2 separate regions of the Homo sapiens genome follow, and region 2 is linked to region 1. The links are chromatin loops, found by intact Hi-C in ENCODE. Cell type or tissue: PC-3. All regions are shown on one strand. Links, peaks and the distances in the headings refer to the core of each region. The heading gives the core; the rest is flanking DNA. Region 1 overlaps GABBR2 (gamma-aminobutyric acid type B receptor subunit 2). Region 2 overlaps ANKS6 (ankyrin repeat and sterile alpha motif domain containing 6).

Region 1 (4,391 bases), core at 271-4,270:
TGGGAATTGTTAAATCACAGAGAAGAATCATAGCACTCTGCAGAATGAGCAGGGACTTGTGACATTAGTCTCCCTGCTCTGCCAGTTGCTTGCGGAGTGATCATGTGCAAGTCACTTATCCTCTCCGAGGCTCAGTCTCCTCATCTGGAAAATGCAGATCAGAATCACATCTACTTCATAGGGTTGTTTTGCACATTAAGTGAAGAAGTGAATGCTAAGCCCTTCATGCAGTGCTTGCTCCACGGTACGTGCTCATTATTTCATAATTTCAAGAAGTCAAAATATCTAAGCTCAGGTCCCAGCTTTGCCTCTTTTTTTTCCTCTTTTTGAGAAGGGGTCTCCTCTGTCACCCAGGCTGGAGTGCAGTGGCACAATCACAGCTTACTGCAGCCTCAATGTCTCAGACTCAGTTGATTCTCCTGCCTCAGCCTCCCGAGTAGCTGAGACCACAAACTCGAACCACAATGCCTAATTTTTTGCATTTTTTTGTAGAGATGGGGTTTCGCCATGTTGCCCAGGCTGGTCTTGAACTCCTGGCCTCAGGCAATCCTCCTGCCTCGGCCTCCCAAAGTGCTGGGATTACAGGTGTTAGCCACCGCACCTGGCTGCTTTGCCTCTTACTAGCTATGGGGCCCCAGGCAAGTCACTATACCTCCCTGAGACTCAGTTTCTCCCACAGGAAACAAAGGCACTAATGTCTCCCTTACAAATTGTCACAAGTTCCCAATAAGAATATGCTGAGTGCAGTGGCTCACACTTATAATCCCAGCACTTTTGGAAGCCAAGGCAGGAGGATCACTTGAGGCCAAGAGTTTCAGACCAGCCTGGGCAAAATAGCGAGACCCCTGTCTCTACTAAATATAAAAAATAAAAAAAATAGCCAGGCATGGTGGCACGTGGGTATAATCCCAGCTACTCAGGAGGTAGAGGCAGGAGGATGCTTGAGCCCAAGAGTTCCGGGCTGCAGTGAGCTATGATCATGCTACTGTACCCCAGTCTGGGTGACAGAGTGAGACCCTGTCTCTAAGAAAAAGAAAAAGAAAAAAAGGACTGGCCACAGCAGGGGGTGGTAAAAGCTGAACTGCTGTGCATTTGATGAAAAACTAAACCTCATTAACAGAAAGGAGAAATGATTGTTCCCCAAGAGGTTCTAGCCCAAGCTCTCTCTGACTAAAGAGATTTAAAATCTTACAGCCAGTCTATGCACGATACCCCAGAAGGCCTTTTGTTGGAGTGGGGCTTCCAGAACTCACTCAAATGCCAGGCATTCATTTTCCCTTGTTAACTTGGGAAATGCTTTGCAGCCACCCCGCATCACATTAATCTCACCGGCATCTATGTTGAGGCACTTTTTGTCCAAACAGTTTTTCACCAGGGCTTGAGCACAGCGGCGACCTGGCGCAGACCTGAAGTGGACCCGAGTTCCCAACACACACAGCCTGGGGCCTTTGTATACATCCTGGCACTGGCCACAAACAGTGTTTTGTCAGAAGCTTCCTGAGAAAGTTGCGTTCCATTCATCTCAGCTGAAAGGAACCCTAGATGACAAATACCTCCCTCATTTAATTACAGAAACAGTCAGCAAAGTCGTGGAAAAAGATTAAACCAACAGAGAAAAGAGCAAGCCTCAATCATTTTCTCATCCCTTTGCATTTGGCCTGAGTTCCTTACCTAGGACTTAGCAACTGTGGTCCCCCCTGCCCGGTTATACCTGCCTCCTGAAAAAAATGGTTTATTTTTGCAGAGAAGCTAAACTCGGATGCCCCAAAACAGGTGAAGAATGAATTGCATTTAGGCAAGAATTCGTCAATGCCTTGGAATGTCATAAAGATCCTGAAGCTGGGAGATGAGTTTACATTTTTCGTCTGGGTTCGTATCTGCAAATGGAAGTGAGGCACAATGGCAGTTATCTGAATAAATCAGATTAAATAAAACACACACCCACACAAGACCAAGAAACTCCTTAATCATTTTCTTCAATGTTCGCGAAGCATAGATTTTTGTGGTTGCAGAGAACCTTTGAAATCTTTGGTCCAATCCATCACTTTCAGAGATGAGAAAAACAGACATCTAAAAGGGGGGAAATGACTTACCCTTGTTCTCTCAGTCACAGGGACAGGGTTAAGCCTAAATGTCCCGGCTCCCTAAAGAGGCCTCGTAGCTGCATGAGCTCACCACTTCTCTCTGCATTCAGGTGCTGCTTGTTAAAGTGACTCATGGTTCAGTATGCAGGCCCTGAACGCTCATGAAACATATCACGGCAGGCTAGAGGCCTCCAGCTGGAGAGAGATGCTCATGGCTCTCTTCCCACCCCATGCTGCTGGTTAAATATGTCTCCTCCAAAACTTGCTGTGTTTGAGAGGCCCTGGAAGCCATGGCATAAATTGTTCCCTCCCTGGTCTACTGGATGACCTTTCTGGGCCACAGTTTTTTCAGGTATAAAATGGATCATAATTTCTACCTTGGGTAATCTGTCTGAAAGTTTTTGTTTTGTTTGGTTTGGTTTGGTTGAGACAAAGTCTTGCTCTGTTTCACTCGCCGAGGCTGGAGTGCGGTGGCATGATCTCAGCTCACTGCAACCTCTTCTTCCTGGGTTTAAGCGATTGTTCTGCCTCAGCCTCCTGGGTAGCTGGGATTACAGGTGCCCACCACCACGCCCGGCTAATTTTTGTATTTTTAGTAGAGACAGGGTTTCACCATGTCGGCCAGGCTGGTCACAAATTGCCGACCTCAAGTGATCTACGCACCTCGGCCTCCCAAAGTGCTGGGATTACAGGCATGAGCCACTGCACCTAGCCCTGTCTGAAAGTATTAATCACCAAGTCAGACGTGTGTTCATAAAAACTCTCCTTTGGATGGCTTAGACTGTGGCTGGCCGATTGGGTGGTTGGGTCATTTCTCCATTCATTCATCTATCCACTGTCAAGCAGGCTTTACTCTCAGGCATGTTAGAGAATGGATTTTTTTTTTGAGTGAGTGTAGGATGAGGAAATAAAAACAAAAATCCTGTCCCCCAGGAAGATTGCAAAGGATCCCCCGTGTGAACAGACTCTCCACAAATCCAGTATCTATGAACTCTCTGGCAATCATAATCACAGGGAATGCAGGGGACTTTATGCATCTGTAAAGCTTCAGAGTCCACAAAGTTCTTTTACATCCTGCCATCACCCCTCCAAAGCAGGCAGGGCAGAGCTTACAATCTTAGTTCTACAGATGCAAGAAGGACTAGTGGCCTAAGTTTGCACAGCTGGGAAAAGACAGCGTTGAGGTCCAAATCCAAGGTCTTTGGAGTCCAGGGGTCTGAATCACACTCAGCTGCTGCCCGTCTTTGCCAGGATGTCTCTGGGATTCAGACTGAGGGGCTTGTATCATTTCTGAGGGGCTGTGGTGGTGAGGATGGAGGCAGTATGACTTAACAGTACTGGTTCCACTCCTCCATTTCTAAGTTGCATGATCTTGGACAAGTTCCTTTTTTCTTTTTATATTGTGGTAAAATGCACAAGATAAAATTCGCCATTTTAACCATTTTAAAGTGGATGAGTCATTGTCATTGAGTACATTCACAACGTTGTTCAACCATCACCACTATTTAGAGCTGAAACATTTTCATGCTTTCTTGGGCATGAAAGCTTTTGTGCTTTCGCCCCAATTTGCTTTGTTGGGCAAGTTTTTTAACCTCTAAGCCTCGGTTTTCTTATCCATACGATTACTAACGGCACCTGCCACAGGGTTGTTGTGAGGATCAGGTGGGATAACTGGGAAGACTTGGCATAGATAAAAGGTGATGGGTGGGGGGCAGTTATACTAAATTTGTATACTGAGAACTAGGTTATAGGATTTGGACAGGACTATCTTGACGCTCCAGGATGAAGGTCAAAGCTGCTTCACCTTGCCCATATGCTGGCTTCAAGGCAACCACTCATAGTGCTTAATTCTTTGTGAACTTGGTCCTTGACACCAAGATTCTGGAGGATTTTGCCACTCCTCTGGCCAGGTGGCCATGGATAGTTCAGGGGAGCCATCAGGCCCTGTGGTCTGGTCGTAGATTGGGTAGTACCTGGATGCCATCATTATCAGAAGCACTCAGGTCACTTCCTGGGGTGGGAGTGAAAGAATGAGATGCTATTTAAGGATCTTCTGTGGGCCAGGATGTGCTCAAGACTCCCTGGGCAACTGCTCAAAACAAAGAGAATGCTGGTGATCCAGGTTTAGCCTGGCTACAGACTGGGGCAAGCAGGGCGGTGGGCAAAAACCCCATTCAGTGCCCAGAGCTGGCCAGTATGGGATGAGCTGGGCAGTCTTATCCACCAGCCCCCAGGGGCATGGCAGCACCACCACATTAGAGAGCAGTTTGATGGTACCAATCATGAACCTTAAAAACCTTCACACCA
Region 2 (4,391 bases), core at 216-4,215, 220 kb before region 1:
GATTCCCATACTGACTGGAACATAGATAAGATCCCTTCTAACAGTCAGATTCCCCATGACCAGATTAGCTACTTTGGCACCACTGTCTGAGACAGACTATTGAGCTGGGGGCACCACTGTCTGACTCAGTACGGCAGTGGTTTATGGAAAAGCTGAAAACATGCTCCAATATACCTTTTAAATGCCTTCCTTCTATTAAAATATCGAATACCAATTATTATTAAATATTTAAGCACCCAGGAGAGTTGGTTTTCCAGGTTGAAGCCTGCCCCAGTCACTCATCCTTATGCTGTGGACACGTGGAGGGGTCATTTCAGGAAATTTCCATTTGTCTCTCAGGTCCTGGGAGCACAAGAGGAGAAAAGGAAGACACGTTATTGACAACCATGGTGAGTGTGGGGCTTTTCTAAAAGCATTTTAGGTCTCCGGCAATCATCAGTTGATTGATTTACAAGGAGGGATGTAGGTGTTTGTCTGTCTTTGTAGTGGTCACAGATAGGGTTGGTGATGAGAATGTGTAACAGTGGGCTTAGCTCTGGCACTGAGGAGTCAGAACAGATGCCAGCTCTAAACTGTGGAGAGGGCTGTGCTGGTGCTCACCCGCTGGGTGTCAGCCCTGGCCCTGTTCTCATGGAGGCAGGGGATTGAGGGTAGGAATTGATGGGCAGCATGAGAAATGAAGACTCACCATTTGGGCTGTGGAGAACCAGGGTGAGAGGAGTCAAAGAGGAGGCTATGTTTCCAGCTGGGGAGGCCTCAGTTTCCTCATCTGTAACTTAGAGATGTATTAGGATTAGGGTCAACTGTGAGTAACGGAAAATCCCCAAGTAACAATGGTGTAAATAAGACAGCAGCCTACTTCATTCAAGTAAACAAAGTCCAGAACTAGTATATGGCTCATTGGAGTTAGGGACTTGAGTCCTTTCTGCCTGTTGGTCCCCCATGTGTAGTTTCTGTTTCTCAGGTCACCTCTTGGTTCAAGATGGCTGCCAGAGCTCTGGCCCATGACGGCCTCATTCCAGCCAGCAGGAGAGAGGAGGGGAGAAGAGGTAGCCATGGGCACATGCCAGCTGTCTTTAAGGAAGTTTCTTGGGGCCACGCACAGTAGCTCATGCCTGTAATCCCAGCACTTTGGGAGGCGGAGGCAGGTGAATCACGTGAGGTCAGGAGTTTGAGACCAGCCTGGCCAACATGGTGAAACCTCATCTCTACTAAAAATACAAAAATTAGCTGGGCATGGTGGTGGGCGCCTGTAATACCAGATACTCGGGAGGCTGAGGCAGGAGAATTGCTTGAACCCGGGAGGTGGAGGTTGCAGTGAACCAAGCTCGTGCCATTGCTCTCCAGCCTGGGCAACAGAGCAAGATTCTGTCTTTAAAAAAAAAAAAAAAAAGGGTTTTTGGCAACTACTCTGCTTAAATCACAGTGGGGAAGCTGGGAAATGAAGTCTTTGTTCCAAGTGGTCCTGTGCCCATCTAAATGAACATTAGGGGTGTCATTTCTAAGATGTGAAAAGTAGATACTGGGGGACAGTTTGCAGTCTCTGACTTCGGGGATCCCTCATGGTTATGGTTTTTAAACAAGATCACTCCCAGGAAGTTCTTAGCATAGTGTCTGGCCCAGAATAAGCTCCGTGGTGTGAACTTGGATGTGTTACCTCCCCTCTCTGGGTTTCACGTTTGTTTCCTCTGACATGAGAGCTTAGTGGTTAAAGTTGGACTTGAGTCCCTTTAGCGCTAAGACCCTAATACTAGCCAGCAGAGGGCAGTATTGCTGAGGACAAGGGAGCAGAGGGGGCTCCCAGAAAAGGCATCAGCAGTGTCAGGAACTTTAGAGCCCAGCGAGGGGTCCTGACCCAATCTGCCCACGGCTCCCTGCCACCCCAACAGGTGTAAATTGATGGCTCGAACACTGACTGTGGGGGCTTGTGCTGCCTGACGTTTGATCATGTTATTAAATAGCAATAATTATTTTTGGTGTGAAGACAGAAATGCTATTTTAGAAATTTTGGAAGAAGCAGTAAAACATATAGAAGGAAAATAAATTCATCCCTGATCACACACCCAACTATAACCATGGTTGGCATTTTTATGGATATGTCTTTTGAGTATTTTTTGTAAGCAGTTTTTTAGCATGTATAAATATGATATGATGTTGTATATAATAATAGCAAATACCATAGCTTTTACTAAGTACCAGCTACTATTCATCGCACTTTGCATGTATCAGCTCATTTAATATTCCTGAGGTTGGCACTGTTAGTATCTTTCCCATATTGTGTTGAATCCAATTTATTTGTGATTTATGTGTTGTGACCATCTTTTCCATGTCATAAAACACCATGTAGCCACATCATATTTAATGGCTACATTAGAACATTCTAGTGTAGGAACGTGTCTCTTTATCCAAGACTGAACTGTCAGACTCTGGGATTTCTAGTTTTTTGTTATTTTAACAGCTCAGATGAATGTCCTTATACCTTCGTTTCCCCCACTTGCCTGATTATTTGCTCAGGATGAATACCTAGAAATGGAATTCCTGGGTCAAAGGTTGTGAATGTCATTGGCTTCCAGAAAGATAGCAACAATTTAGACTGTTACCCCAGGGAGGGAAAATACCCTTTTGTGGTGGTGGATTTGTCGCTGTGAGTTTCCAACTCAACCCCGTTTGCTGGATGAGCTTGTTGTGGTCTAGAGGGAAAGAGGGGACAGCACTTGTTTAGAGACTCAGAAAAGCAGGACAGAGCCAGCCTGGGAACCCCGGAGGTGTACTACTTCCCCAACTGCTCATGCCCTGTAGAGGGCGCCAGTGTGCCTGCCCCCCCATAATGGGTGGGGTGGCCCGGCTGCCCTGCTGATGGGCATGTGCAGCCATCAGTGTGGAGATGCCCGCCTGCTCGGCTCCCGAGGCGAGTTTAGCTGTGGGATGCCCGTTGCTGCAAAGCTCCATCTGGCACAAAGTTCACTATTTTTCTTAATTAAGGTGAGCTTGGTCTGTGAACACTTCCTTGAAGATCTAACAGTCATTACTGTGTAGATTTTATACTGACCCCCAAATCACATTTTCAAAATTAAAAATTAAATTACAATTAAATGTCAGCAGCAGGAGGCGTGGCTGGAGCAAGCTGGGATGTGGGGGGCTGGGGAAGAGAGTGGTGCTGAGCCCTAGCCCTTATCACCTCCTGCTTCCTTCTTCACTCCCAATGGCTGCTCATGCTGGTCTCCTTGCAGCACTGCACCCATGTCCTGCTCCTCTAGGTTCCAGGCCTTTCCATATTCTGGCCCCTCACTCAGTCTGGAATGCACCTCCTGGTCCTCACTGGCCCAGCTTAAACTGTCGTTCTCAGCTCGGTTCCCACAAAGGTGCCTTCACTGTGCAGCAGGGGCACCCCTCCTCTGTGTTCTCCCAGTTCCCCTGCCTCCCCCACAGCACACCAACATCATCTGCTTCTCCTTGGCGCTCTGTCTCCTCTGCCCCATTCTGATCTTGCTGCTGTGAGGAGAGATCCAGAAGAAGCCTGGTGTTGGCGCAGAGCAGACATGGGTGTTGTGCGGTTACTGGGAGGAGAGCTGTAGATGCCACATAGCTCCCGGCTTGGGTGGAGGGGTGGATGGTGGTGCCATGCCCCAAGAAGCAGGAAAAACATGGAGTCTTTCCTGCAGAGTTGGGAGCCCTCCTGGGGGCTTGTCTAACCCTCAGCCTGTCTTTTTCAGCTTCGAAACGGAGCTCCCCTCACCAGACTCCCGAGTGACAAGCTGAAAGCAGTCATCCCCCCATTCCTACCCCCTTCCAGTTTTGAGCTGTGGAGCTCTGATCGGTCCCGGACGCGTCACAACGGGAAGGCAGACCCCATGAAGACTGCGCTGCCCCAGAGAGCCAGCAGGGGCCACCCCGTGGGCGGCGGGGGCACAGACACTGTAAGTTGTCTTCTGACACACTTTTACACATCACTCACTGCTCACTGAGATCATGGTGTGTTCCAGGCAGCGGGACCTCAAACCGACGAATCCAGAGGGGTTGCAACTTTTTTTTTCTTTTGAATGGATGATATCCTTTTGTCTAATGAAGCCCTACAGAGCAACTCAGTATGGAAAATAGATTAAAATGTTGAGGTAGCAGGGAACATCTGTCCCCTCACTGGAACCCTAGATCTCCAAGGAGCACAGTTTGAAGACCTGATCCATCTAATCCAACCTTCCTTTTAGTAGATGAGGAAACTGGGACCCAGGGAGTGGGAGTAATAGCTGAAGATCACCAGCCAAGTGTGAGTGAACCATAATCAAGAGCAAACACTCAGCGGCAACTCTGTGTGCTACTGGTGTTTTCTTGTGCCCAAGAGTATGACTTCTATCCTTTTGACTGTAGTGATTTCTAACTTGGTGGCTCTTGGT

Evidence for each region. A loop is a pair of places that touch in the nucleus more often than their neighbours do. Peaks named below come from ENCODE experiments on the same cell type or tissue, not always from the same donor. Only the 100,000 strongest peaks of a DNase experiment are listed, where the experiment ranks them.
Region 2: it touches region 1 in a loop (3-fold over the local background); 3 of 110 quality-filtered maps call a loop at or near these places.

The regions. Positions count from the first base shown.
Region 1 is chr9:98,549,528-98,553,918 of GRCh38, reverse strand. All of the region lies in intron 2 of GABBR2 (gamma-aminobutyric acid type B receptor subunit 2), which reads left to right. Among named protein-coding and RNA genes, the nearest start is that of GABBR2, 160 kb to the left of the region's middle. In PC-3, for the core only: no CTCF peak of the experiment used is centred there; DNase peaks (open chromatin) are centred at 1,488 and 2,198; H3K4me3 peaks cover 1,067 bases; H3K27ac peaks cover 2,525 bases.
Region 2 is chr9:98,773,403-98,777,793 of GRCh38, reverse strand. ANKS6 (ankyrin repeat and sterile alpha motif domain containing 6) reads left to right here. Exons shown (of 15, transcript NM_173551.5): 8 at 340-389; 9 at 3,714-3,917. Among named protein-coding and RNA genes, the nearest start is that of ANKS6, 21 kb to the left of the region's middle. In PC-3, for the core only: CTCF peaks have their summits at 1,554, 1,762 (motif pointing right) and 2,800 (motif pointing right); no DNase peak of the experiment used is centred there.